Linked DNA regions of Homo sapiens: regions 1 and 3 are each linked to region 2. The links are chromatin loops, found by intact Hi-C in ENCODE. Cell type or tissue: PC-3. All regions are shown on one strand. Links, peaks and the distances in the headings refer to the core of each region. The heading gives the core; the rest is flanking DNA. Region 1 has its middle 25 kb from the start of PITRM1. Region 2 overlaps LINC02669 (long intergenic non-protein coding RNA 2669). Region 3 overlaps LOC105376360 (a long non-coding RNA gene).

Region 1 (7,443 bases), core at 775-5,774, 270 kb after region 2:
AGCTGCTTTACAGAGGCTGAGCACTTGAGTGCCTCTGTGTCCTGAAAAGAACATTTGATGTATATGGCCCAACTGTAACTCATTTAAATGTTGGGTTTACACCCCAAGGTGAACTTGGGTCATATGTAACAGGCATGTTTGTGCATTATGCATGTGCCAGCCCCCTTCATGAATATTCATAGCTGCTCCTATAATCTGTTGAATATGCATGCTTGGCCAATCCATTCAGCATGGACCCCTGTTCCATTCTCCTCTCCCTCGCAGGTGACTGCCTCCCAGGCTCCAGGCTGGGCAATGCTTCCCAGCCTGTTGGGATGGCCACCTTGCAGCCTGTAACCCTTTGGAAGGTAGTTTCCTTTCTAAATGTGTAGGTTGTGTGATTTTGAGTTAACAAAGTTCTTGAAATCTCTCTTTCATTCTTTAACAAATATGAGGGGGTCATCTATCCCGTGCCAGGCGCTAGAAGAAGTGAACCAGACAGAGTTCATCTCAAACTTTAAGGAACTCTCAATCCAGTGAGGTTAAACAGGCAGGGAAAGTGGCAAGTTCACAGGCAGGGCTAAGTGCCTCATAGGAAAGCCCTCCCCAGGTCAGTGATAGGGTTTGGCTCTGTCCCCACCCAAATCTCATCTTGAACTGTAGCTCCCACGATTCCCATGCGTCATGGGAGGAACCCAGTGGGAGGTAATTGAATCATGGGGGTGGGTTTTTTTTCTGTGCTGTTCTCTTGATCGTGAGTGAGTCTCATGAGATCTGATGGTTTTATAAAGGGGAGTTCCCCTACACAAGCTCTCTCTTGCCTGCTGCCATGTAAGACGTCCCTTGCTCTTCCACCATGATTTTGAGGCCGCCCCAGCCCTGTGGAATTGCGAGTCCATTAAAGCTCTTTCCTTTATAAATTACCCAGTCTCCAGTATGTCTTTATTAGCAGCGTGAGAGCAGACCAATATAGTCAGAGTCCTCAGTAATGAGCAGGGCAAGTTCGACAGCTGGGCCGAGCACTACGCCAGGAGCAATGCGTCTGGCTTCCTGGAAAGGTGGGCTTTATGTCTTGGCCATCTACAAGGATCCCCTGCACAACCAGCTACCTGGCACCCCTTCCCTCCAAAAGAATCCACCCTTCTGGCTGATGAAGGATGTCTTGTTCATGTGGATGCTTTCAACCCCAAACAGACCACCCGGCACACAGTAAGTGCTCAGTTTTTACTTGTTTTATAAGACTTGCAAGCATCAGTTATGATCAGATGGGACAGGGCTCCAATCGTTTGCCTCATTCGCAGGATGGTGGCCTTGAGCCTAGGGAATAAGCCTGCAGCCATGAGTCCTGACACCTAGGGACCTGCTTGCCGCCAGGTCTGGAGAGTTTCCAGCGGGCTCTTAGAAGGCTGTAAGGCAGCCAGGAGCAGCCAGCAGCACCTGAGCCAGGGCGAGCAGCTTTGACTCAGTGGGTTTCCTGACGCATGGTTGAGACCACACACATACTCCTCCATCCTCAGCCTTCCAGAAACGAGCCCCGCAGATGCCTCTGTGTGCTGCGATTTGCTTCCTCATTTACTTCTCTGTGTCTGAAGTTCCTCTTCTGCCTTACCTGCTGGTCCCTGCAAGCTGCCCTCCTCACCTCCCTGTTCGCCTGCTGACACCACAACCTGAATTCTCACTCTGGTCCCGGCCCAGACACACAAATGGGCCTCACCTGCCCTGACAGTGGAGGAGACCCTAAGCAGCTAGGGACCCTAACCAGCCAGGGACCCTAACCAGACTGGGGACCCTGGGGCTGCGCTGGGCAGGTGAGGCCCGTGTGTGTTTGTGCTTCAGTTTGCCCCATGACATCCGTGCACGTGACCGTCTGTTCTGTGTTTGTTCTGCCTGAATGTGTGAGAAAGCTGCCCCGATTTCTACTAAAACTAAACCCAGGCTGGGAGAGACCTCCAGGTCAGCAGGAGCTAAGGGGGTGCAGAAAAGCTGAGGCCAGTGGCTGGATCCCTTCCCCACATCTGTCTCCATCTGTGTGATCTCTCTGCTGCTTCTTCAAGGCTGAGCCACGCTTCCCCAGCCTGGTGTCTCTGTGCACGAGGGCTGTCGCCACAAAGCACCACAGACTGGGGGTTTAACTCCCAGCAAGGTATTTCTCACAGTCCTAGAGGCTGCAAGTCTGAGATGATGGTGTGGGCAGGGCCAGTTCATCCTGAGTCCTCTCCATGGCTTGCAGACGGCGTCTTCTCCCTGTGTCCTCACAGGGTCGTCCCTCTGTGTGCACCTGCATCCGAATCTCCTCCTCTTATCAGGACATCAACCCTGTGGTTTAGAGACTACCCTGATGGCCTCATTTTACATTAATTACCTCTTTAAAGACCCTATCTCCAAATACAGTCATAATCTGAGGTCCCAGGGGTTGGGGCTTCCATGTAGGATTTCCTGGGAGACACAATTCGGCCATCACATGACCACCAGTGTCCCCTTGGGCATGCATTGAATGCTTGTGTTCACCCCAAAAATTCATGTCAAAGCCCAAGCCCCTCATATGGCAGTATTTAGAGGCAGGAACTTGGGGAGACAATGAGGGTTGGATGAAGCTATGACTTGGGGCCCCACGATGGGACCAGCGCTGTAAAAAGAAGAGGAAGGGGGCAGAGCTCTCTCTCTCTCCCTCTCCTCTCTCTGTCTCTCCTCTCTCTCTCTCCCCCACCCCCATGTGAGGATACAGTGAGAAGGTGCCCTCTCTCAACCAGGAAAAGGCCCTCATCAGCAAGTGAATCTGCCGGTGCCTTGACCTTAGACTTCAGTCTCCAGAACTGTGAGGAATCCCTGTTTGCTGCTGAAGTCACTCAGTCTTCGGTATTTTGTCACGGCCCGAGCTGGCTAAGACAACCAAGCACTTCTTAAGTAACGAATGGGCCCTTCTCAGAGCCCAAATTAGCCCTAAACACGATTCACCTGAAACACTGGGCATTCCAATCCTAAATCATGAGAATCAGCTGAGCTTCAGACTGGTTTAAATGCCAAAGAATAAACAAGAGAATGCAATATTCAAAAAGACATTAAAGTTTGAATTATCTCAATCACCTGCATATATCCAATTGGCTAGATTTTCACATTTTCAAATAAATATTGACTGCATTTGCACTCAGTGGAACTATATTCCTAAGTAATATTCTGGGAGTTGTATACAAGACAATTTTATGAAGCCTCTTTAACATCACCTCGTTTTAGAGTCTGTGTCACATAATTGACACCCGCCGTGCTGGGGGCAGTGTGGTTTGCCACAGTCGCAATCACTGGCGAATGAGCTAATCCCGAAAGTTGTTTTATGAGCTTCTTTTCACCAGTGACACCGAAGCACTGATCCCTGTCCCTGATAAGCCTCGTGTAATGACTCAACCCTAAGAAATCCACAAACAGACAGCTATCCCTTAAATGAATGCATTTTTGAGAGATCCCAGTGAAAATTCTGAGCTGCCGTTGCTGGAAGACCTGATGGGGACGTCTCCTTTCGCTGCTCCATGTGGTAACGCAATGGTCAGCGGTCACTCCCTCCTGATGGAAGGAACCAGCAGCACCTGCCTGCTACCAGCTGTAGAACGAGGGAGACTGAGTGGGAGACGTTCCCAGAGTCTCGGCAGCGCCCGGCCCGGTTCAGCCAGGCCTCTGCTGCCCTCCGGTGGCCTTCGGCTGGAAGCAGCGGACAGAGAGTCCCGCTGCAGGAGGCTGGGACGCAGAGCATTCCTGGAATTAATTCCTGGACTGCTGGGAAAGCGGCCGGGGTGTCTGGGGTGTGCAGGACTAAAGCAAACCACTCAGCCCTCGGCCTGTAACTCCTTGCTTCCCCCAGTGCATTTTTCTCCTTGGTAAAATCCAGATGAAATGAACCAAAAGAAAAAGCAGCCTCCAAGATGAGAGGTCCCGGAAGGAAGCCTTGGAAGGAAGCGAGGGGACGCCCCTGGCCTCGGCCTCATTGCCTGTTCCTTCTCCTCGGCAGCTCTGCATGGCCCCCCAGCAGGACAGCTCATCCAAGGACACCCCTGCCTGGGGCCTGAGGACCCACCTGCAGGGCCAGACCCCCCTCCCCACCCCGGGGTGAACACAGCCCCCACAGGCCCCAGTGGGCGGGAATGTTCCCCGTGGTGGCCATTCACATAACAGGACAAAAGAGCCCCCACGTTTGCTGGGATGACTCTTGGGAGACCGCCAGCAAGTTGCAGACCACGGCAGAGGCCGAGCTGAGATGGGAATTCCATGCCCAGGTCTCCCTGGACTGAGGGAACGTGATAGAAAGCTGAAATAGAAACAGAAACAATAGTGACGCCTCTTTAGAAAGGCTACAACTGAAAACTGGTTCCCAGTCTAGCCTGATGGACACACGATCTGAAGAGATCCAAGACCCGTTTCTGAGAGGAGAGAGAAGACCGTGGCCGGCAGACAGGGGTGATGCTCTCAGCTGCCCTTTTCCAGCCAAGGCCAGAAATGTGGTGTTGCTTTGGCTGGCTTTACACCCAGGACCCCAAGCGAGCTTCCTCCCCAAAGTGGGCTGTCCTCTGGACTCTGGGTTGGGGACATCTCTGAGCCAGCTGGGAGGTCAGAGACAGGTTTACAACCAGGAACCCCCTCCCAGGCCCGGCATGAAGCGTGGGCTGCGTACCTTAAAAATGTGGCTTTAGAAAGTGAAATGTTGGCCGGGCGCAGTGGTTCACACCAGTAATCCCAGCACTTTGGGAGACCGAGATGGGCGGATCACCTGAGGTCAGGAGTTCAAGACCACCCTGGCCAACATGGTGAAACCCCATCTCTGCTAAAAATACAAAACTTGGCCGAATGTGGTGGCGGGCGCCTGTAGTCCCAGCTACTTGGGAGGCTGAGGCATGAGAATTGCTTGAACCCTGGGAGGCAGAGGCTGCAGTGAGCTGAGATCGTGCCACTGCACTCCAGCCTGGGTGACAGAGTGAGACTCCATCTCAAAAAAAAAAAAAAGAAAAAGAAAAAGAAAAGAAAAAAGAAAACAAGAAAGTGAAGCAGCGTCAACACCAGCCAGGCTCAGTACCCTGGAATTACATATTCAGTTTGTGGCCTGATGTGGGGTAAGTTGGTTTCAAAGAAACAATAAACCTGTAATTTTAACAAATTGATGTTTGGCAAACTAGACATTCTAGAAGGCAGTCGTTCAGAGGGCAGCTGCTGGTGGCTGGACAGCTTCTGAACGGGCAGCCAGTGTCCATGGCCAGGTGGGCAGTATTTGCTTCTCAGTTCCAACTGGAATCATGACTCCAAAGCGACAGCTGCCACGAGCAACAGAGAATGGAGAGAGACACACCCAAGCGTGGCCACACAGCAATTCACAGTCAGGAAGGAGAAGCCGGAGAGGGACTCAGCCGATGACCCCAGGAGCCACAGAACTCCCACTCACTGCAGGCGAATCTACCCGGGAGAGAAGGGAAAAGAGGTTCCCCAAACACCACCAGGGAATAGGATGATATTCATAGCAACAAGCATTTATATGATACTCTGTGCTGGGTGCTTTACCTGTATGTACTCATGAATCTTGATAACGCTTGAGCCAGGAGCTCTTCCGTGAACATTGTCGTTTTGTAGAAGAAGAAACAGAGTCACAGGGCCCCCAAGGGACCTGCCCGGGTCCTACAGCTTTAAGAAGTAGAGCTGAACTTACACCCAGGGCCCTGGCTCCAAAGCCCACCCTGGTAATCCATGATGAATCACCCACCTCTGCGTTGGCCTCACCAATAAAGCTCTGATCCAAAGGTCCAGGCTCGGTCCCCGTGGTGGGCTGGTGGCATAACTGGACAAAAATGCCCCAGCGTTTGCTGGGATGGCTCTTGGAAGACCGCCAGCAAGTGGGAGAATACGAGAGAGACCATGCTGAGATGGAAATTCTAGGCCCGTATTCCAATGAACTGAGAAAAACAACGGGAAGCTGAAATAGAAACAGGGGTGATAGTGACATTTTTTTCAGAAGGACCTCCTGGGAAGATGGAAGTGAGGCAGACATGGCCCTTCTCCCGGACACTAGAGCCTGCACAGGCCTTCTCGATGGGTGAAGGGGAGCTGCTCCCCCGGCCTGAGGCCAGCGGGGGAAAGTTCTGGAACCTGAGCCCCTGAGTGTCTCCTGTGATGGGCAGAGCCCTGTGTGGTGACAAAGACAGGTGCTCAGTGTCTGCTGGCTCCTGAGCTTCCATCTGACTCTTCAGGACACAAACTCTCAGGTTTCCACTCCATTTCCCAAAGGGGTCTGTGCACACAGGGGGCCCCAGCCCAGCCCAGGAGCCACCAGGGCCTCCAGTCAGAGGACAGAGTAACAAATTTCAGTGAGGACAAATAGAAAAAACAGTAAGAGGGTAGAAGTGGAGTTAATCAGTTCATTGTTCCCTGTTTCCCTGAACAGAATTTTTTTTTAAGACGGAGCCTTGCTCTGCCACCGAGGCTGGAGTGCAGTGGCGCAGAGCAGCCTTGAGCTCCCGGCTTCAATCCATCTTCCCGTCTCAGCCTCCCGAGTAGCTGGGACCACAGGCATGTGCCACCACACCCAGCTAATGTTTTGTATTTTTTGTAGAGACAGGGTTTCGCTCTGTTGTCCAAACTCGTCTCAGACCCCTGAGCAGAAGCAATCTGCCTGCCTCAGCCTTTCAAAGTGCTGGGACTACAGGCATGAGCCGCCGTGCCCAGCCAGGATACTTGAAAATCTCAATATCATGAATTCGTTGCATATTATTTTGAATTCGTGTTAAACTGAACTATAGATATTCAGAAGATATTTTCGTTTTTCTCTTTTTTCTTTATTTTTAAACTTCTCTTGTTTCCTAATAAGGCTTTATCTCTCAATACTAAACATTGGCAATGCATTGTGTGGGTGGAAACAAGATTCCTGTTCCCTGGAAATTGGAAGGCAGATGGTGGCTTTCCAATGTCCATCAACTGCCAGGAGTTAAAGTGAGGGAGACACAGACAGGTGACCCCAGAAGCCATGTTTCTCCACATGTAAAGGACATATTTTCGGCTTCCCTACTCCCCTTTCTCTTGACGTGTCTCGCTGCTATTTATGGAGTTCGGGGTTGTCTGGTGATGCAAAGCCGCATTGCATAAACCTCTGTGCAGTAACACACCTTTGGGTGGACATGAGAGGTCCCTTAGTTTACTCTGTGGTGCTCATGGACACCATGTCCATGGCGTCCACTAAGAAAGCGTCATTCAAACCAGCTGCTGTCACTCTTCTCTTACCCAGGACACACCAGGCACCCGAAAACTACAAAGTGAGGGAAGGTTACTGGAGGGGTAGCCCTTCTACACAAAAAGTGGTTTGTCAAAACTATAGCTAGAAGGTAGTCCAGTCAAATGGCATTTGCCTTTTGACTTTATATCTTCAGGAGTTTGGGCAGCAAGTGAAAGAAACCAGCTTAAAGCTATAAAACTGGAAAATCCAGGAGTAAAGATGGCGTA
Region 2 (7,443 bases), core at 767-5,766:
GCAGGTCTCGAACTCCTGACCTCGAGTGATCCACCCACCTTGGCCTCCCAAAGTGCTGGGATTACAGGAGGGAGCCACCACACCTAGCCAAAAATTCCCTTTTGAAACTCAGTGCATGGTTTGTATCAGGAAAAAAAAAAAAAAGTAATAGTAGGTTCCACTCCCTGCTGCTATTGAGATGCTGAAGTCTTGTTCTGGGTCTGAGGACGGAAGCCTCTCTCTCTCTCTCTCTCTCTCTCTCTCTCTCTCTCTCTCTCTCTCTCTCTCTCTCTCTCTCTCCCTCTCCCTCTCTCTCTCTCTCTCTCTCTCTCTCTCCCCACAACATCAGTGACTACCCAAATCCACAAAATGGTGTAGTGTTTGCATATAACTGATGCACATCCTCCTGTTTCCTTTAAATCATCTCCCCACATGTGGTTGGGACCCTCTCCCGCGTATGGGGATGGCTGCTGTTGCTTTCCAACACCACCTGGCAATACTCACCTGGTTCTCTCTCCCCGGATAAAGCTCAGTGACGGGTAGCACACCTGGCCTCCATCCATTTCTCAGGAAGATGATATGGTTAAGTCCGTGCGATACTTTCCTATGGATGCTGGAGTTTTAGTGTTCTTGATTTTGAAGCTAAAAGCAGTCACCCTTAGAAGGGATTGTTCTCGGTTTTTGTTGACATAACAGCAAATAGGAAAACACAGGTACCTATTAACACGGGGCCAGTGACACACAGCCCGCTGCCCATATACTGGAGTCCCACATCAGTGGATTCAACCAACCGCAGATGGAACAAACTATACAAAATAACACGGCCCGGCACGGTGACTCAAGTCTGTAATCCCAGCACTTTGGAATGCAAAGGCAGGTGGATCACTTGAGGTCAGGAGTTCGACACCAGCCTGGTCAACATGGTAAAACCCTGTCTCTACTAAAAGTACAAAAATTAGCCCGGCATGGTTGTGCATGCCTGTAGTCCCAGCTACTTGGGAGGCTGAGGCACAAGAATGGCCTGAACACAGGAGGCGGAAGCTGTAGTGCGCTGAGATGGCACCACTGCACTCCAGCCTGGGTGACAGAGTAAGACTCCATCTCAAAAAAAAAAAAAAAACAATAACAATAATACAAACAAAAAATACAGTACAACGACTATTTCAATGGCATTTATCTTGTATTAGATATAAGGTATGTAGAGATGATTTAAAGCAAACAGGAGGATGTGCATCAGTTATATGCAAACACTACACCATTTTGTGGATTTGGGTAGTCACTGATGTTGTGGGGAGGGTGTGCTGGAGCCAGTTCCCCAGGGATACCGAGGATGACTGTATTCAAGCTGAAACTTGGCCCACAGTTGGGAAAACATCCAGTTTTCAAGGTGGTACCTTCAGCTGTTTCACAGGAAAGATCAACTTGGCCTTTTTCTTTGGGAGCCAGACACAAAGCAGTGTCTTCCTTCAGGTTCACTGCTACAGAAAACCTGCACGTCTTTTCCCTCAATAATTGAGGTGTTGGTGTTCCTTCTCCTTCTCTGCCCACATTTTGCTCTGACTCAAATTCCTCAAATAAGAGTGAGATAGCACAGACTGGGAAAAATCCAACTCTCAGGAGAGTTCGAGGCCTGGCAGCGTCAATGGCGGGCATGTCCAAGCCTCTCCCTGTTGGAGCTGATTCTGTTCAAGACAGGGAGCAGCTGATGCTTTGGGGAACTGAAGTGGGGACCCCCCCACACACCATCTCTACTCCCACCCGCTCTCGGACCCGAGTGGGAACAGCTGTTTCAGCAAGACTGAAATATTAGACTTAGCTGCGGTTTAGTCCTGTCCTAGACTCTGCAGAACTTTTTTTGGCTCTTTGCAAGGGCGTAATGAGTCATGCATTTCACAAGCATTTTCTAAAACGGGGAAACGCCTCCCTATTTGAAATAAGATTCTCCTATGAAAAGAAACTGTGTCAAAAACACCAAAGGACTAATCCACGCACTGTGTAACTTTCATTCCCCCTGCTTGAGTCTCTGCTGAAGACCGGTTTTAACTGTTAGAGGCCTGAAACCCAATCCTGTTATAAATCAAGAAGCCAAATTCCCTTTGGGCTTACATCAGAGCAAACAAATCAGTGCCTCCTCTAATACTAAAGATTAGGTCACAGGCCAGAGGAAACCTAACCTGCTTTGTGGGTTTAGAGCTGCAAGAGCTGTACAAAAAGAAAGAAAGAAAGAAAGAAAGAGGAGAGAGAGAGAGAGAGAGGGAGAAAGAAAGAAAGAAAGAAAGAGAGAGAGAGAGAGAAAGAAAGAAAGAAAGAAAGAAAGAAAGAAAGAAAGAAAGAAAGAAAGAAAGAAAGAAAAAAAGCTCTTGGCCTAACCCTTAACCAAATGTGAAGTGCGTGTCATAGGTGGATGGAATGTCATTCTGCTCCTTGAAATCATCATTTTTAGCAACAGATTCATATCACAGTCACTTTTCCATGATGGCATCTCCACATTATTTTGACCCTTAATAACCATCCCAGGCACCAAAAGCAATCATCAGGTTCTATCACAAGCACTTTTCTGATACCTTAAAAATTTTCAGAGTCTGGGGCTGGTAATTTCTCTTTATGTCCCTGTAAACCCCAAATCAATCTCGACTTCCCTGCCCTTTCATCCAACTGATGCTGAGAACTTTCTCCCCAAAGAAAGAAAAGCCAGGCATTCAGAGTCAGATGTGGTGTGGACTGTTTCTGGTTAGATGACTCAGCCCATTTTTGTGGATTTCCCAAGATGCTTTCTGAAATTCTGTTGAAAAATATCTTGTGTGATCTGGTAACAAATTAAACAAAAGACAAACCACCAAATGCTTGCCTGTTTGAAAAGGCCAACCACAAAATACTCCGATTCACGGTGACCTATCGTGGGGGAGAAGCAGCTCTGGATCATCAGATAAATTCTAACTTCCACAAACCCCGGCTCCCTGGACTCCTTTCTGAGGCTTCATGAAAGATAGAGGGGGGTTTCACATAACTGCATTTCAAATAACTCTAAGGCTCATGACACCAAGATACTTTTTAAGGTTTTAGAAAACTTGCCCTCCTCTGCTGACCATGCCAAGATGCACTGGTGGCTTTGGTTTGCCTTATTTTGCCATCTTCAGTTTTAAAAGTATTGAGAGACAGAGGATGCTTGTTTGTTTTCATTTTGTTTTAATTCCAGAAGCTAAGTAATCACTTAATATATATTTTCTTTGACAATTAACAAAAGTGATTCATACTTTTTGTGGAAGTCTATTTTCTTTCCAGCAGCACACGCCCACATTTCTTTGGTGACTTACAGAGCAGAACAATAAGCACCGAATCTGTTTTTCACCAACCAGGATTCCTCGCCAGGCTTTTCCCAGCATACTCACGCAGATGGAATTTCTGGCTCACGCTTCGTCCTTTTGCTGTTGTTGTTGTGTTTGTTGAGGTTGTTGTTAGGTGTTTTCCTCTGAACTGAAAAAGGGATATATCTATGCTCTCCCTGATCTCTCGGGAAGCTGACAAAACAAAGAAGCGTACGTGCCCAGCACACACAGCCCCGCCCAACCCTGTGGTGTAGTTTGTCCTGCCCAAACACATGAACCACAAAGTGCGCTCATTCACAAACACACAACTTCCTTTCCTGAACAACAGCGCCTCCCGCTCCCGCTGGAAAGGGTGTCCCCAGCTGTCTGGGAGATGTCCTGCCCCGCCGCACGGGGGTGGAATTTGCAGTTTTGCAGAGGAGTCACCAAGACGAGGCAATTTGCTTGCTCTTGGTAAAGTTGTTTTGTTGTTGTTGCCGTTGATTCTATTTCTCTTTCTGGAACTGAAATGTTGGCCTTTGGAGAATTCCTGCGCTATAAGGAGTACACAGACTTGGGAAAACTTAGCACACCAAGAGAAGGAGTGGCACTATGTGTTTTGCCAAAACCCATCTGAAATTTCCTGTTTTCCACGTTTGGGATGTAACGTTAACTTTTAGGGTCAGAGTTGCTCTCTCCCGGGGAAGTTGCAACTTTTTATTCCTGACTTCTTCAAGGGCTTGTGAAAGATCTCCAATGTGCTTCTACAAAAGATACAAATGCCTTTTTAAGAAAACCCTCTGTGAGCTGCACTCATTGGATCTGAAACCAGATGCATTCAATTTGCCTTTAAGTCTTCACCAGCTCATCCTCAAGGTAAACAAAGAAAACTCAAGCAAGTGTACAAAGAATTTTATTTTGCCCTTGAAGATAGTAAAACAACTTCAGACATTGAATAGTCTGTGAACAATCAAAAAAGTTACACTAACATCTAATATTTAAAATGGCTTCAGTCAGTAAGAACCTAAATGTCATAATTTTCATTCTATATAGACTTTATTAATGACTGTTAGAGTATACAATGTGTGTGTATATTTATATACATACACTGAATGTTAGAATATATAATGTGTGTGTGTGTATATATATATATATACACTGAATGTTAGAATATATAATATACACACACATTATATATTCTAACATTCATTAATAAAGTCTATATCTATTAATGGCATTATATATATTAAAGACCTAATATATAATGATACTTTTATTGCCAAAAGGGAAAACTGCAAAAAAATAGATATTTTTACATTTTTAAGAACAAAGTCGAGGTCAGGCACGGTGGCTCACGCCTGTAGCTGGTGGCTCACGGCCTCCAGCACTTTGGGAGGCCGAGGCAGGCAGATCATGACGTCAGGAGATCGAGACCATCCTGGCTAACACGGTGAAACCCCGTCTTTACTAAAAATACAAAAAATTAGCTAAGCATGGTGGTGGGCGCCTGTAGTCCCAGCTACTCGGAAGGCTGAGGCAGGAGAATGGCATAAACACGGGAGGTGGAGCTTGCAGTGAGCTGAGATCAGGCCACTGCATTCCAGCCTGGGCAACGGAGCGAGACTCCGTCTCACAAAAAAAAAAAAAAAAAAAAAAAAAAAAAAAAAAGAACAAACTCTAATGGTTCCGAAAAGATGAAAAACTCTATATTGTTAGTTGTTTCTGAATAGAGAAGTACAAATACAAGCAATGAGATAAGATTAGATTCTGTAGAAACTTCCTGAGAAGCCAGTCTCCAATCTATAATCTCCTTATTCTTTCCTTCAAATCTTAAACCAACTGAATACAGATTTTAGCTGAAATATAGCCATATACATAACACCATTTACTCTAAAAATTTCCTCCATGAAACTTAAAGTTGAAAATAGAAACACTGCCCACGTTCCCTGAAAAATCACCCTATAATTATTCCGGAAAATGCTCAGATGGGTCCTACGTGGTGTAAAGCAGAGGAAAGCTCTGACCACTTGGTGACCTGGCTGCCTCCGGCATGTGCCACGTGCATGAAAACAGGAGGGAGGCACGCACTCTGTGATGGTGCCATGGCTGGGGCCTGAGCCGCCCCGTTCCTATCCTGTCACCCCCATCTCCCGCGCAGGCTTCTAGCTGTGAGCAGTGGTTCTAGGCACCCCTGTTTATATTCACTCATGTTCCTGCAGGTGAGCTTTCATTCCTGAAGTTTGTGTAATGCTGAAGTTACAGTTTTACAAGCAACGTTGAAAACGGCTTCCTGCTGTAACTTTCAGGAAGAGGAAGAGCTGTGTTAAGCCAAACTCTGGAGGCCAGTGACTGCATGTTTGCTTCCACAGGAGGCTGGTCCGAACTGCAGCTTGTCCTCACAGCCAGGAGAATGTTTGTCCAGAGATCACTTTAAAAAATGCTCATCAGGTTGACAGTTATAAGACCATAATATGAGGACTTCACCCTGCTGATGAGGGAGACTCAGAGAATGAGAAAAGTACAGCTTTGGTAACTTTTGAATGAGTTCCATACTTGTCATAAACACAGACCAACCCAAGTAAACTCCAGAGTTCAACTGTGACACGCTCTTCAGCCTGCACCAGAAAAGGCAGCGCAGTTAGGCTAATCCCAGGCTAGCACAGAGAAGTTGGGAAGAGTGTTCATCTCGCTCAGTCAGAATTCACACACAGAAAGGGGAGTGGGTGGTTACCAGGCTTAATATGTTCAATAAGGCTTTTTCTCCAGCAAGACGTGGAAATCCTTTTATAACCTGTTTTGTTCTTCCTCTAACCACTTACATTTCTATGTGTCACCCTTTCCTTCTCGATAAAATTTTGATAATCATTTGTCCTAACAAAGCCCAGAGAGGCGTTGAAAGAAGCCCATGAGATTATGGTTAGGAAAGCACTTTTGAAAATGCTATGTAAACACAATGCTGTCACCACCTACTTGCGAAATTGTGGACAGGAACAACTGCCTTACACACACACACACACCTGTGAAATACCAGACTGATTTAATCCGAAAGGAAGGTTAATTCCAAACTACTGATCACTTCTGATCATTAAACACATGCAGATACGCACAGTTAAAAAGTAGTTTTTAGAAAAGGTAAAATTATCATTCTCATACACATATAAATAAATAGATGTTTAAGAATATATTTAACTCGTAGGATGTGAGGGAATTAAACAGATGTTATAACCGATTCAAAGAAAAAATCAAAATGACACATAAAATATATGCAGCAAAGGAACATTGAGATCAACTGCAAATAAGCATGAAATTGGACGGAGAGGAGGTCAATGAAACCACTATCAGCAAGTACAGAATTTGCACATCTGTCCTATAGTTTGTGTAAGCTGCCTATAATTTACAAAGAATTGCATAGGAATGCAAAATTAATGCACAGGGTTGAATTCTGATAACCCTGAAAGGTGTGCTCTAGATCATGCAGTTTTCTAGTGAAACACAAGACTCCTACACACCCAAGCATACAGACTCTTTAGATTCATGATTGGTCATGTTTTATGGGAAGACAGCCACGCTCATGTCTCAGTGGCTGCTCCATCTACACAACACCAGTGAGCAGTTACCGTGGAGACCACCCGGCCTCCAGAGCATTTACTTTTTGGCTCCTTACAGATAAAGTTTGCCGACCCCTATTTCTATCAATATATGGCATTGCAAACCATATTTAGTTAGTTATGCATTTATTTCCTAATTAATGAGTGCCCAGTGGGTGCACTGGCATCTCCCCCTTAATGGAATTCTTCTTAGCCATGGACATTTGTAAGCTAAGACTTAGGATCATCACTAAACATAAAACGATACACAAACCAAGTGGCTACCAACTTTTTAAATTATTATTTTGAGTTTTGTTAAATGTCTTATTTTTAATACACTAGCAAACAAAGATAGTGCTGTCTGAACAATGAAGATGCCCATCCAACTGTCTAATCTAGACCCTGAATACTGAAAAGGCTCTCTCCCTGACCTGACCTTGGTCAACCTCCCCTAAGCTGTCTTTCAAGGCCTGTCCTTGGGCCTATTTCTTAAGAACAAGAATCTTGTTCAAGTCAGTTCAATGAGAGTCCCCTACCCTTGATTCCAATCACTCTTCGTAGCTGATCACAAC
Region 3 (7,443 bases), core at 1,078-6,077, 72 kb before region 2:
GGATAGATTGCCAGTGTATCAGTATGTTTTCATGCCACTAAGAAAGACATACCTGAGACCCGGCAATTTACAAAAGAAAGAGGTTTAACGGATTTATAATTCTGCCTGGCTGGGGAGACCTCATGGTGGAAGGTGAAAGGCACGTCTCCCATGGCAGCAGACAAGTGAAGAGAAGAGAGCTCGTGCAGGGAAACTCCCCTTGTTAAAACCATCAGATCTCATGAGACTCATTCATTATCACGAGAACAGCACAGGAAAGACCCACCCCCTAATTCAACCCCCTCCCACCAGGTTCCTCCCATGACAGGTGGGAACTGTGGGAGTTAACAATTTGAGATGAGATTTGGGTGGGCACACAGCCAAACCATATCAGTGAGGCAACCAGAGGATTCAACAGAGTTTAAGGAGCCTGACGGTTTCACAGAGTCTGACTATTCTGCGAGAGTGGCCAGGAAGCATGCAAGGTTCATGAAGCACCACGCTGTGGGCCCAGTTCCCCATGCTGCTGCACTGACCAGCAGCTCCAGCAAGCTCCTTCCACATGTGGCTTCAGCCCAGGTCCACCTCGCAGCCCAGGGCTGCAGCCTCTTCCCAGAATTATCTTCCTTTTTCACCAGCTCCTCCTCACTGGCATCGGGTCTGAATTCTTCTCATCCATGGTCAGATGGCAGGGCTACAGTCTTATAAATGATTGAATGACTCATGGGGAAACACAAGTTTCCAAGGAAAAATGTTTTAAAAAGAAAAAATACGAGTGAGTAATGAGGGAGAGGTAGCCCTACTAGATCTACAGGAATTACCATTCTGCAATATTGGCAGAAGAATAAAGAGCTTAATCATCGGAAAAGGTTCATTTTCCCAGAAACAAATGCTAATAGAGAAAAACTTAGTGAGTAATAATAAAAGGACAATTAATTCATAAATGATGTTGAAAAGTTTGTAGATTCGGTTGGGGGGAATAAATTAACATCCTTAATTCATACCATATACAAAAATAAACTGAAGAAGAATTGAATAGAAAATATAGACAGCTAAAACATTAAACATAACAATTTTTTTGGAAAGTGGAACATTTAATGGATGTGAGGAAGAAGAAAAGACTTTCTAAGCAGATAATTAATGGAAAAAATCATGAAACAAAACACAGACATTTGGTTACTATTCAGGATCAGCAACATTATCACCAAAGCACTGGCCTTCTCCTGGTTGCAACTTTCCTTAGTGCTGGTCCTGGCCTCTCCTGCAATCAACAGCCACTGAGCTCGACCCCAGGAGTAGCCAAGAGAAAGCCTTGTGCATCCTGAAATTTCATACATTGGGATAAAGTAAAAAGCCTAAGTCAAAAAACTGTTACTGTCAAATAACTAAAAGGTATTATATATAAGAAACTGGGAAACTACGTGCCACAAAGATTATTGGCAAACCGCTTCCAACGGAAAGACAGCCCAGTGCTTAAACACAGAAAATGAGAAATGAATAAAAAATTCCTCAACCTCACCAGTAAGGAAAAGAAACTCAAATTCTTACAACATTGAGATATCATTTTTTTTTCTTTTTGCCTAATAAAGGGTGCAACCCTTTTTTCTTTCTTTCTGTGTGTGTGTGTGTGTGTGTGTGTGTGTGTGTGTGTGGTTTTTGTTTGTGTGTTTAATAAAACTCCCCATTGCTGCTAGAATTTTTGGTAGATGAACAATCTCATTCACTCCTGGTAAAGTCTAAGAATTTCCAAAAAGTGATGTTCTGATTTGTAACAATAGATCTGAAATTATCCATGCCCCTTCATCGGGTAACTCCATTTCTAGGAATATATCCTAATAAATAATATGACTACCTATGAAGATTTATGGGCAATAATGTTTGTTCTAGCCACACGGAACTGTTAATATCAGAAATAGTCAACACCAAGAGAATGATTAAATAGTTTTGGCATATTGTTAAGATAAAATATTATGTAGTCACTAAAAATTAAAGTTCTGAATTATTTTCAATTATGTGGAAGGCTAGGTGAAAAAAAGGCAAGCTCTAACACTGTGTGGGCAGCCTGTTCACCCCCATGTAGATATAATTGCATATTGACTTTTCAAGCACAGGGAACAGCTACTCACATTCCCACAGCAACAAGGGCTGGGGGTACTTCCCACCCCCAGATAACTGAACAGTTGTTACGGCTAAGTTTACCTAACACATGTATTTTTGTTTCCTCTATTATATTTTATCCATATTTTCCAACTTTTCTCAAAGGCCATTTATCATTTACACCAAGAAGTCAATCCATAGGGTTTTCTAAAGAGGTATCTGTGATGAAGTGACTCAGGCCTATCCACAGCCCTCCTCTTCCTCCGTCTTATTTCTGTCCTTCTCTAAAGGGTGCCAGGGGACCCTCTAGCTTGGGCATCTCATTTTGTGGATGTGGGAGGTGTCTGTGGAGAAGACCCTCAGAGACGAGGGCCCTGTGTGTGTGGGGGAGAGTGGGGGGACTGTTTAAATGACAGTACAGGACCATGTATGGCCTAGAAGCATTTTCCCAAATTCTTCAACTGCATAGTTTTTTGAAGATTTAAGAACATGCAGGCACACACACACTGTTAAGGAGTAAGTTGTGTCCTTAGTTTTCAGGTGTTGAAGTCTGAACCTCCTGGGAAGGTGAGAACTGTGGTGATGAGGTCTTTCCAGAGTTAACTGAGTTAAAACAGGGTCATTAGCATGCGGTCTCGTCCAATCTGACGGTGTCTTTGTAAGAAGAGGAGATTGGGACACAGAGGGCGATGGTGTGAGGACGCTGGGAGAAGATGGCGTCTACCAGACAAGAAGAGAGACCTCAAGAGGAACCAACACCTTGTTCAGGACATCCAGCCCCAGGGAGTGTGAGAACCTGCATTCCCACTGTTGAGGCCGCCTGATCCACAGTGCTTGGTTGCCGCAGCCTTGGGAGATGCGTGCGCCAGGCTTCAAAGGCAGCTCGTCCCTCAGCACCTCTGCAAGACAGGGTCTAATGTCAACTGCTAAGGGGGTTTCCAGTTGCATCAACTCCATCCCTTCCTCCTTGGCCGTTACTGTGAATACACAGCCCTGAGCCTCTGGTCTAACCCTTGACATGAAGCGTGTGGCCTTCCTGTGAACGCCCCTGTGGTGAAAAGTGTGTTATCTCGGCATGACCTGTATTTCCCACATCCAGAGCCGAAGGAATGGGCATTAAAGTTCCAGCTCTCATGTCCTCTCTCTCCATGGTCCATTCCAGAGTCCACACCAAGGAATGTAGGGAACAGAGGCTAGGTTAGTGTAACTCGGCCTCCAGGGGCTGACGTGCCCTGGGTCAGCAACCGACCCTCACAACGATGCTCTGGACAGTGCTGAGGTTCTGCAGGTGCTCCGGCTTGATTTTCAGAGTGCTGTGTCAGGGGGAGACAGCAGAAAACACACTGTTTTCCTTAAAATCTCAAAGGACCGGTGGCCCCAGACACTCTGAGGCCACCAGGAGGCTTCATGCACGTCTCCAGGAGTGTGACATGTTTTCACGCCACATCTCCGTGCTCCAGCGGATTCATGAAGTTGGGAGCCCACTGCCGCCGCCTCTGGGGCTGCCTGGGGAGATGGGGCTGAAGAAAGTGACCTGCGCCTGGCCTGTGCCTGCTTGGAGGTTTCTAAGTGTAGACGAAGTGTCAGAGGAGTCCATGTGGGCTGAGCTCTGGTCTCCCAGGCACCAGCATCTCATTTCACTTACAGCACAATTCCAGGAAGCGCACGGGCACCACGAGGCCCGTTCCTCCTGCTGAGATCTCCCCTTGTATCAGCAAGTGTGACTCATGGCTTCCAGCTCTGACACAAAGCCTCTAATGAATGTCAGCTAACAAGAGGCAGAGTCATGGCTTTCTTTAAGTACATTCCAGAAAGTTCTGGCAAGTTTGAGAAAATTGTGATGCCACTAAGTCATTGGCTCTGACTGAGGCAGAGAACAAGCCAGTGAAGAGAGGCAGGGGTCGCGAGGCTGCGTGGCACCCGGGCCACACACGGGTTCCCGGAGGCGGCTGTCCTGCATGGTAACAAATCATTGGCTGCTTTCCACTCGGAAGGTCCACCAGGCAAACCTGGGGCCCTGATCTGACCTCCTCACTGGCTGAGATCACAGTGCCTGAATTCCCGTTCTGCAAAACCCGCGGTCCACAGCTGACGCTGGGAGAGAGGCTCCAGGATCTTGGGAATGGGGAGACGTTTTATGTAATCGGAGAGCAGAAATCTTCCTCCTGTGTTTGCATTAACTGATAATGCCTGGAGGGTTTTGTAATTCGAGTATGATTTGGTTGTTAAAAAGAAAACATCCATTTTATTATGTGTGTCGCCCAAATTCAAATCTCTGTCTTCTTTTCTAAAGAGAAAATATGCTAAAAAATGATGCCATTTCTCTTACAATACAGTGTTGTTTAGTCAGGAGCCACTTCTGTGAAGATCCAATGATGTAATCGACAAATATTTACTTAAGGACTAAATGAACATACATGGAAAATACCATATCTTTGATGTATAATAATAAAAGTGAAAAACAATGTCTTTGCTCTGGCGTTATTGGATAATGATGACAACAACATTGTTACACTTTGCAGTTACGGGCAATGTCTGCCCACTTCACAGGGTTTGTTTTTGCCTCTGGAGTGAGATCATGGGATTGAGATGCAGACAGCTCTGAAGTCGGGTTAGAGCAGCTTAGGAACAGGATGAAACTTCGGATAGGCCTCAAAACAGGGTCCCCATGCAATGAATGATGCATCGCATGAGACACACAGACACACAGACAGCAGCAACAGACAGGCTGGACCCCTAACAAACAGCAGACACACAAAACCAACGCCACCCGTGCCCGTGCAGAGGCTGCTGCTGCTGCTGCTGCCGCTGCCGCCCTTTAGGGTTTGTGGTCCCTGGTTCTGTCATCTGCCCTGCCACACCCCAGCTGAGTGGTTGGGGAAACTGGCAGCCTCACCTGTGCCTCAGTTTCCTCATCTGTCATGGGGTGGGAACCATCCTACCTCTCAGGGGTATTTATGAGCCAACCATATACGTAAAGGGCTAAATGGTGGCTGGCGTTTAGGAAGGCCTCAATTAGCTATAGAGGGAATGTATAGAAACAGAATTTAAGGCGCCCTGAGGTCAAATGGTGAAGGATGGGAACTGTGATGGGAGGCCACCTGTCCTAGTGTGGAGCATGTGGAAATAGGTAATTCAGTCAATGGCAGGGGCAGGTGTCTGCTGTTAATGGAAACCAAATAAGCATCTGGTCCGTTTCGTGCCCAGCATGGTGCCAGGCACTGGGAGGATACCAGAGCTTTGGAACGATGCTTCCTTTACAACATTCCAAGGCTGAAGTCAGGAGGACCAGATCTCTTTTAAATGATGTCATGCAAATACAGTAGAAATGCAGGAAAGGGCTTCCTGCAGAGGTCAAATTTTAATGAGGTATTAAAATATAGATAAAATATTGTGAAGAAAAGTAATTTGAATAGGCATAAGATCAGAAATTAAAATAATGGACCTAGACAGCACAGGGAATTAAATTATGGAAATGCCTAAGAGGCGTCAATCCCAAAATTGAGGCTCAAGTTAAATAATTTGGTCTTAGAAAAACATAAAGTTCAAAATATTGTACTGAACTTACACAAAAGCAGAATTTTTCATAGTATCTTAATTTCTTTTTTCGAACTCTATTTTGTCCCTAAATAGATAACTGACACAAATGTGCTGCTTCTCTTTTTGACTAAGAGTGGACTATTTTTAAGCCAAGATAATTCAGTTTCGAACTTTCAAAGTGTAAATTTGAAATTATCTTGGTAGTAACTCCAAAAAGCACATTAAATTATACACCGGCAACTACAGGCAGATTAAGGGTAGGCATTTCAGACTCGAAATACTGCTCTTGTTTTTTGTTGTTATGGCTTCATTGTTAGGGGACTATACAGGTTTTATATTTTATTTTCTTTATGGAAAGGTTTTTGGTTCAAAGGAGTTTTGCGTTTTCAACAGAAGTCATTTCATTTATCCTTACAGCTATCTCTGGAGGGTCTTGAAGAAAGAAGAAATTCTGTATTATCCAAACAGATGGTTATGAGGATCTACTTTCAACCTTCCACGTTATGTGCTGTGAATCAAGTCTTCACCCTACCATTTATCCATTGTCTCCAAGAGCTTTTGATATATCAGGAAATAGGGAAGCCCTACATATGGAAAAGTGTAAGGATTGTAGTGGTGAGATGTGTGTTCCAGACTCTCTGGATTCAAATCCCAGCTCTGCTACTCATAAGTAAGTGACTTAATTGCATTCACTTTCTCATTGGTAACATCGGGACAATAATAGGTCCTTACTGCCAGGGCTGCTATGAGGATTATAAGCAACACGCAAAAGGCATTTGGAACTAGACCCTGCTTGTGTCAAGAAGGCTACAAATACAAGGGATTTGGGTGCAGGGAAGTTAGGAGAGAACAGGGAAGGCTCATCAAGAGAGAACAGGGCAAGACTCACTGATGTGTTATTTTCATTCTGCAAAAATTTAACAAGTGATTACACAGCAGGAGCTACATTAAAGGCCCAGAATTTTAAAAGAATTAAAAAAAATAGATGAAGTCCTAAAAACTTCCTTGTGTATTTGAATAAAATGATATAAACAGTTCATTACAAGGTAAGGTACAATGTAATTAATCCAGTATCTTCAAAGCACTCTTGCAGCAAGGAGAAGGAATCCACGTTCAATCCACATAAAAGTAAACGTATGTTCCTACAGAGAAGTGAATGTTTGATCATGTTCTGTAGTCCAAATTCAGTATCAGAACATCCACATTAAAAAAAGGTACAAAATAGGCCTCAAGGGGTGGCCCCCCGGGCAGCGGTGGGTTTCTGCAGCAGGAATAAGATGAACAGGCTCCTGGCAATGGAGGGGAACATGGCCTGGCAGGGGTTTGTTCACAATCAGGTGAGGCTTCTAGGACAGCACATGGGCAGGTGTGTGGAAGGCCTTGGGAAGGGCACAGGAGCCCCCATGGCCCCACATTTGGTGTCCTAGGTCCCATCAACCCACAGACCACCTGAAGTGCCACAGTCTTTCAGTAATTAAGCACAGTATTCCCAGGCCTATTTTCTGTAGGATTTCAGCTCTGCCCTGCCTTGGTATAAGCTCTGAGGTCAGTGTGAGTGGGGGGCAGTGCCAACCGTGGGGACGGAGCCTGAGACCTGGTAGAGCATCCCCTGCCCAGGCCACTGAGAAGGTGCTGTTGGATGAGAAGGAAAGTTGATGAGAAAACTAGCCCATTTCAACTCCCAAGTGCAAAATTAGAAGTAAACTCTCCTGAGACCAAATACGGGGCAGCCCATGGGGACATTTGGAGGGCTCAGGGCTTCTACAGACAAAGGCCACCCTGGGGCCTCTGCTCGGGGCCTGTGCAGGCTGCTGAGCAGCACAGGCC

What was found. Hi-C counts contacts between places; a loop is a spot of excess contacts. Peaks named below come from ENCODE experiments on the same cell type or tissue, not always from the same donor. Only the 100,000 strongest peaks of a DNase experiment are listed, where the experiment ranks them.
Region 1: a loop joins it to region 2, with 4 times the contacts of the local background. A loop is called at or near these places in 5 of 110 quality-filtered maps.
Region 3: it touches region 2 in a loop (7-fold over the local background); 13 of 110 quality-filtered maps call a loop at or near these places.

The regions. Positions count from the first base shown.
Region 1 is chr10:3,193,749-3,201,191 of GRCh38, reverse strand. No RefSeq gene overlaps it. Among named protein-coding and RNA genes, the nearest start is that of PITRM1, 25 kb to the right of the region's middle. In PC-3, for the core only: a CTCF peak has its summit at 3,656 (motif pointing left); DNase peaks (open chromatin) are centred at 3,361 and 3,481; H3K4me3 peaks cover 814 bases; H3K27ac peaks cover 993 bases.
Region 2 is chr10:3,463,717-3,471,159 of GRCh38, reverse strand. All of the region lies in intron 3 of LINC02669 (long intergenic non-protein coding RNA 2669), which reads left to right. All of the region lies in intron 1 of LOC105376360 (a long non-coding RNA gene), which reads right to left. All of the region lies in intron 1 of LOC124902538 (a long non-coding RNA gene), which reads right to left. Among named protein-coding and RNA genes, the nearest start is that of LINC02669, 35 kb to the left of the region's middle. RefSeq lists an enhancer at 2,653-3,852. In PC-3, for the core only: a CTCF peak has its summit at 3,685; DNase peaks (open chromatin) are centred at 2,019, 2,789 and 3,569; H3K4me3 peaks cover 2,984 bases; H3K27ac peaks cover 4,469 bases.
Region 3 is chr10:3,535,622-3,543,064 of GRCh38, reverse strand. The region is part of intron 1 of LOC105376360 (a long non-coding RNA gene); the gene reads right to left. Among named protein-coding and RNA genes, the nearest start is that of LINC02669, 37 kb to the right of the region's middle. In PC-3, for the core only: no CTCF peak of the experiment used is centred there; a DNase peak (open chromatin) is centred at 3,804; H3K4me3 peaks cover 589 bases; H3K27ac peaks cover 2,498 bases.